Regions from separate parts of the Homo sapiens genome. Here region 2 is linked to region 1. Evidence: chromatin contacts called from ENCODE Hi-C or POLR2A ChIA-PET data. All regions are on one chromosome and are shown on one strand. The core of a region is the stretch at or near the end of the contact, and the rest is flanking DNA. Distances in the headings are between cores, read along the strand shown.

Region 1 (3,579 bases), core at 779-3,278:
CACGTATAGGAAATGTTCAAAATAGGCAAATCCATAGAGAGAGAAAGGAGATTAGTGGTTGCCATGGGCTGGGGAGATGGGAAAATGAGAAGAGAATGCTAGTGGATATGGGGTTTCTTTTGGGCATGATGAAAATGTTCTGTAATTAAATCGTGGTAATGGTTGCACAACTCTGTGAATATACCAAAAACCACTCAATTCTATACTTTTAAAGGATAAATTTTATGACAGATCAGTTATATCTCAATTAGATGGTTTTTTTAAAAAGCCATTCTATGTGTTAGGATAGAGGTGGTGCACGTGATCACAGGAAGGATACAAAGGAATCATGAAAGCATATATGTAGATACGAGCACTTTATTCTTTAAAAGGAATGAATGGAACATAGCAAAGGAGTAATAAGGAACATGGCAAAACTTATTTTACAGTTGTTATATTTTACCCCCAAAGCAGATGTAATGTGGCTTGCTTATAAACAATAAAACACACAGGTAAAATGACCGGCTGAATTCATCAGCAGCATAACCTTTCGGCCTAAAATATTCTATGGGTAAGCTGCAGACTTCATGTGTGCTACAGAGAGTAAATAACAGCATTCAGGGAAGAAAAATGTGTGTTGGATGAATTAGAAAGCTTTTGAAAAGGAGCTGGCACCTATACAAAACCTGAGATTTCTAAAGAATGAGGAAAGAAAAAGACTTTTGGAGAGGCAGAGGAGCATGGGCAAAGGCCCTGTGCAGGAATGAGGCTGGCCCTGAAGGAGAAATGCGGGCAGCCAGGTGGGATGGAGCCGGTGAGAGCTGGCAGTGCTGGGCCGCTCTTCAGTCCATTTCTCTTCCCTAGACCATGTCTGCAGGCCTCGCAGCAGGCAACCCTCTTCACTGGGCTTTCTTGGATGGTAAACTCAGACCACAGACCTCAGAGTCTTTGCCAGGGGGAGGTCCTGGTGCAGTAGGTGTCTTTATATTGTTGGAGCACCTCGTTTCTATTAATGCTCACATCTTCCCATATGTAGAATGTTTGGTCCTCACCTCTTTAGAGGAGATGAGACATGTTTTGGAGCCTGGAAAATAAGTCACAAAAAAGAAGTGAAATGACTGGCTCAGTAGTTTGTCAATCCAAGAGTAAAACACCTTGAAGTTCTTCTTATAGGATTCTATCACTACTATATACCTAAATACTACAACACTGTGTCTTCATGCTTAACTTGGCTGGAATGACTGCTATCAAGTAATAGACAACTGTTCATTATTTGTATATTTGCCATACAGTTCAACCCCAGCAAAACAAGAAGGGCCTTCCCTTTAAAGCACAAGTCAGGTACTAAAGTAATATTCTCATATATTTAAACAATAAGTAAAATAAAATCACAACAATACTCTTCTGAATGTGGTAAAAGATGTTTTTCAAGAAACTAATGTAATCTAAGGACATTCTCTAATAGAATAAAAGACAATATCGATGTCTGAGAAATTTAGGTTAAAATCACTTTTAAACACATGCTGAGGGTCATTAATCACAAAGTTTTAGTTAATAGTTCTTATTGTGAGGCTTATAACTCCCCAAGCTTAGACTGATTGATTACTTTAAACACCATCATTTTGTCCTCCTTTTTGAACAGGGGGAAGCTACAATACTGTCAGAGGAAGCTTTTCTCAGCCCCAAGATAGGATAAGCAGCCCTTTTTTAGACTTTTACAGTGACCTTTGGCCAATTGAGAGATAGTCCTGATGTGCTTGGAAGGAAGTCTTCTGTAGCCAGTATAGCCAGCAGATTGGTGGCTGTAACGAAACCTCCAAGACCATCCACTGCAGGCTACAAGAAACCAGAAAGTGACAGGGCTGCAAGGGAGGATGTCTGAATCTCATGGACCTGAAACTATAAACACAGGCCTGCATGCATCATTTCAGGACAGTTTTTATTTCCAAATGCCTGATCTCTGGACAATAGATAGGCTCCTTATGAAATCCTACCACCAAAGGAGAAGCTCAGCTGAGTTCCACTGCAGTTTCAGATCCCTTTTATGCTATTGAGCTATACTAATTGTTGACCAGAGTTTTATAAAAGAGAACAGGAAATCTCTTGTGGTCAAGACAATTTGTAGTGGTCTGAAAGCATCTGATTCTCAGAAAAGAAAAAATTCTTTGTAACCATATTAAAACCCTTACCAAATATGATTGTTTACAGTTTTCTTTGTATTCGATCAATTCATTTTTGCTTCAGTGGAGACACATTAAAGAGATCTAAAATGAGAAGAAGTGCCACAGTTTTTAAAGTGGAAACTTGTGGAGTCCTTGCACTTTTTTTTTTTTTTTTTTTTTTTTGAGATGGAGTTTTGCTCTTGCTGCCCGGGCTGGAGTACAGTGGCGCCATCTCGACTCACCGCAACCTCCGCCACCCGGGTTCAAGCGATTCTCCTGCCTCAGCCTCTCGAGTAGCTGGGATTGCAGGCATGTGCCACCATGCCCAGCTAATTTTTATTTTATTTTATTTTATTTTTATTTTTAGTAGAGACGGGGTTTCTTCGTGTTGGTCAGGCTGGTCTCACACTCCCAACCTCAGGTGATCCACCCGCCTCAGCCTCCCAAAGCGCTGGGATTATAGGCATGAGCCACAGCGCCTGGCTGTCCTTGCACTTTTTCAGACAAATGCTCCAGCATTATAATAAAATACAACTAAGATCAATAGCACGTTATGGGCATACATCATACATGTATTCTCTTTCCTATACCTTGTGTAACCTGCACAGGATATTAGATATGCAATAACTGCACATATTGTAAAATAATGTTTTAGATTTATCACATGGTTCCAAGAGCATAATTCAGCCTGTTGTCTTATTTAGTAAAAAGTCAACATCATTTTATAACAAGAGACCACCAGGCATTGTACACGTGATTAAGCAATTTTTGTAACTCGGCCTGAATTAATTCGCAGTCTCATAAATTGGATGTGAACATTACCTTATGTATTTGGGGGCCTATCTAACTATAGGACATTACTAATCTAGTAGCCATGTGATTACTGTTATGGGGAACCCAAGCCTACATTCCAGAAACTTACCAATAAAACAAGCAAACAAACAAAAAACTTCTTAAATTAGCTAAGTGTTCACGTTAGTATTATTATTTATTGAAATGGAGTTTTGCTGTTGTTGCCCAGCAACATTGCTGGAGTGCAATGGCATGATCTTGGTTCATTGCAACCTCCCCCTCCCAGGTTCGAGTGATTCTCCTGCCTCAGCCTCCTGAGTAGCTGGGATTACAGGTGCCCGCCACCATGCCCGGCTATTTTTTGTGTATATACATTATATATATATATATATATATATTTTTTTTTTTTTTTTTTTTTAATAGAGACGGTGTTTTCCCATGTTGGCCAGGCTGGTCTCAAACTCTTGACCTCAATTGGTCTGCCCACCTCAGCCTCCCAAAGGGCTGGGATTACAGGCATGAGCCACCGTGCCCAGCCCACTTTATTTTATTATGTCACAGAGCAGTGATCGTAGTGGGACAGTAAGTTTACTACATAGATGGAACAGGGAGTGGTTGTGTCACATGCAAAATATGATGGAGCCAA
Region 2 (3,579 bases), core at 713-3,212, 100 kb before region 1:
TGCCAGCTTCTAGAGGCCCCCACATTGCTTAAACCTGGCCTCCTTCCTTCATCTTCAAAGCCAGTGGTGATGGCTCAAGTTCTTCACATGTTGCGCCCCTCGGACCCACGCTTCTGCTTTCCTCTCCCACTGAAGGACTGGTGATTGGATTGGGCCACCTAGATAATCCAGGACAATCTCCCATCTGCAGGTCTTCCATCTTAATCATATTTGCAAAGTCCCCTTTTCCATGGAAATGAGTATATTTATAGGTTCTGTGGATTAGGGTGTGGACATCTTTGTGGGGCCTATTATAAAAATGCTCAGAAAGTGCATTAAAAGATTAAAAGGACTAACTCTTCCCGAGGCACTGCTTTCTGATCCTAAAACAAAGCGGAAGGAACTATCTTTTATAGAATACCAGAGACAGTTCTTAAATCTAACCCTCTGCTTATGTGGCTTTGATTAAGTTAATAGACCTTAGCTTTTATCCTTGTAAAATTAGTAGACACAAAATTCTTATGAGGATTGTGTTAGTCTGTTCTCCCACTGCTATAAAGAAATACCTGAGACTGGGTACTTTGTAAAGAAAAGAGGTTTAATTGGCTCACATACAGTTCCACAGGCTATACAGGAAGCATGGTGGCATCTGCTTCTGGGGAGACCTTGGGGAGCTTTTAATCATGGAGGAAGGCAAAGGGGAAGTGGGGCGTCTTACATGGCAGGAGCAGGAGAAGGAGAGAGAGGGAGGGGGCACTACACACTTTTAAACAACCATATCCCTGTGAGACTCACTATCATGACCACAGTACCAGGGCGGATGGTGTTAAACCATGAGAAACCGATCCCATGATGCAATCACTTCCCACGAGGCCCCACCTCCAACACTGGGGGTTACAATTTGATATGAGAATTGGGTGGGGACATAGATCCAAACCATCTCAAGGATCAAGTGATAACATGCTTCAGAGTTTTGAAGCTACATCCGTGTTCATTATTACAGTGGTCATCGGGCCAAGGAGAGTGCTGTCCAGTTGCCTCTGTGCTCCTGTGCCTGGGCGTGAACATCTCAGAATGATCTCACTGTGATTCAGTAGACCCTAGACTGTCACGAAAGGTGACTAGTGGGGCCTGGTCTGGGTGTGCAGGCGAGGTCTGTGTAGGGCTTTGTCTCTGACCAGGCCTCATCATTTTGTTTAGGTGAGAATACATTTCATCCATGACGGATCTCAGACCTACAAGGCTCTGTACTTCTTTCTCCATATATTCCCTAGTACTGTGTACTGAGGAGCCTGTGGGAAGAACCACGTGCTCTATGTACGGGGCCTGACAAGCTGACTATAAGTTGTGTATGGGGACTCAATCATCACTACTCTGAAAGATAGTCTGAACCATTTAACACAGGCATTTGATTCAAAAAGACATCTTTGATTCATCAATAAACAGAGATTCACTATATATCTGGTCACAGAAGAGTGGATCAAGTATTATTCAATATATTTTCAATCCATGGAACAATTTGAGGAAAAATGGGCTTTTAATGTTAGGATGTACAAGGGATCTAATCTTAGACCCCCTTCTCTCTGCCTTCCCCACAAAACCCCCCCTAGGTGATTTCACCCTTTCACACATCTCTGAGCTCTGCCCATTGATATCTCTGTCCTGAAGTTCCTCAATTACTTCAAACTCAACAGGATCCAGATCTAACACAGTTTCTTGCTTCATAAATCTGCTTTTCTTATTTCCTGAGTTGTATACCTCAGTGGATCCAGGAAATCTCAAACTAAAACCATGCTCAATTATTTCCACCCCTGGCCACTCCACATCAGTTCATGCTCCAAGTACTGGCAAGGCTACCTCCTAAATATTTCAGACAGCTCCCTGACCTTAGTGATTTATGTAAGTCACTCAGTATTTCTTCCCCAGACAGTGTTTTGCAATGTCCTTGTGGTTTCCTTCCAGCCTTCTCACTAGTTGTCTTCCTGTCTCTCCCCAGGCAACTATCCACCCTCCATTCTGCCTGCATCTTGTGAACACACAGCTTTGATCATGATATAGCCCTGCCAGAATGCTGCTAATGTTCTTGATTATTGCCCTCAGAGGATTACATCTCACTTGGTTTCAGCCTACCTTTCTGGCATCTAGCTTCACTTTCTAGTATTCTCTTTCCTCCAACCTTTGCCACACTTCAGCCACTCAAGCTTCTGGGCATTACCCAAGGATGCCACTCAGGCCCGTGCCACCAGCTACCCAGAGGACACTTCCTTTTTTCTCTTCTTGTTCGGCTCCTGCTTGCCTTTCAAGACCCAACTAATTTGCCCCTCTTCTGTTACCCTCTTCTGAGTCCACAGGCAGACTTAGTCTCTTCCTCTTCTGTATTTCCATAACACTTCTTGAATACCTTAATTAATTTTTATTGTAATTATTTAGTTATTATCTCATTGCTTCCAGACAGAGAGTTTTATAATAGCTTCATAAATGATTCTTGGTTAGATGGATGGATAGATGTATATGCATATGTATGGTTTTTAAAAAATGTTCTAACCATAACTTGTCAATTTTGAAAGGGTAATGCATTGCAAATATTGTAGTAAAAGGGGAGCAGTATGGCATTATCCTCCTTTTTTTTTAACTGAAGGGCTTTGAATATTACCTAGCCTTGGAAACAAGAGCCCAGGCATTTCGGTCCAATGCTTCTGAGAAAATGTAACAGGTTCAGGGACTTTTTAAAACTAACCATTTTAATTATTGCCTTTCATGAAATGTGATTGTGAGGAAAATTGCATTCTAGGCCCATGATTTCTTTATTTTTTAAAATGCACAACCTATCATTTCTCATTGGAATTTTTAGCTGTTGAACATTTCTACCATTTCTAAATATTTTTTTCTAGTTGTGGTGAGTCATATTAGATTGTGCATTAGATTTTTTCTGAATTATCCAGTTTGCTGAGGGAAATATGGAGACATATTAAAATGTCCCATTGCTAGCATGGAACACCTTGGATCTAGGAGTTTCGAACTCCAGTGTCCTCTTACTGCCTGGGTCAAAGGCCCAGGGACCACCTTCAAGTACCCCTTATGCAACATCTTCCTTTAAGCCACAGCCCTTTAATTTGGTCTTTCTCCTGCCTACAGGACTCCTTCACGATTCTTACTCAGAATTCTTCTCACTCGATATCTCCTCAAGAATCCTTCCCTGATCTCCACCAAAGCCCAGAGAGCTTGCATTGCACTGGGCACCTGCTTAATGTGGCAAATACTTGTTTTCTACTTTTTCTATAAATGAGTTCCTAGAACGTTTATTTACTCCTTAAAGAATACAAATAAAATTAATTTTATGAAATACACATGACCAATACCTTTGCAGACCTCCGTCAGCTTCTCCCTTTCCCAAGTTCATCCCTTCCCTGTGGTAACCATGAATCAAAATGTTTTTTTGATTTTTTTTTCTTTTTCTTTTTTTTCTTTTTGAAACAGAGTTTCATTGGTTGCTCACAGTGGAGCACAGTAGCGTGATCTCAGCTCATGCAACCTCCACCTCCCTGGTTAAAGCAATTCTTGTGCCTCAGCCTCCTGAGTAGCTGGGATTACAGGCATGTG

The links. Hi-C counts contacts between places; a loop is a spot of excess contacts on that map. ChIA-PET counts read pairs that join two places held with the same protein, here RNA polymerase II (POLR2A). Pooled maps may share reads with other maps.
Region 2: a loop to region 1 is called in a map with no recorded cell type, with 2.7 times the contacts of the local background. The contact joins two enhancer-like sites. A Hi-C loop is called at or near these places in 2 of 168 maps with a recorded cell type or tissue (chondrocyte and natural killer cell), 1 of 37 single-sample maps with no recorded cell type and 5 of 50 pooled maps. POLR2A ChIA-PET finds 5 or more read pairs at or near these places in 9 of 52 experiments (GM10248, T-cell, activated CD4-positive, alpha-beta T cell and 4 more).

Annotation. Positions count from the first base shown.
Region 1 is chr2:224,920,865-224,924,443 of GRCh38, reverse strand. All of the region lies in intron 2 of DOCK10 (dedicator of cytokinesis 10), which reads left to right. Among named protein-coding and RNA genes, the nearest start is that of MIR4439, 88 kb to the left of the region's middle. Within about 2 kb of position 2,028, at least 7 of the 41 ENCODE cell types and tissues checked have a DNase peak (open chromatin) inside an H3K27ac peak, as active enhancers do; they include natural killer cell, where a contact is called at or near this core.
Region 2 is chr2:225,024,759-225,028,337 of GRCh38, reverse strand. All of the region lies in intron 1 of DOCK10 (dedicator of cytokinesis 10), which reads left to right. Among named protein-coding and RNA genes, the nearest start is that of DOCK10, 16 kb to the left of the region's middle. Within about 2 kb of position 1,962, at least 5 of the 41 ENCODE cell types and tissues checked have a DNase peak (open chromatin) inside an H3K27ac peak, as active enhancers do; they include natural killer cell, where a contact is called at or near this core.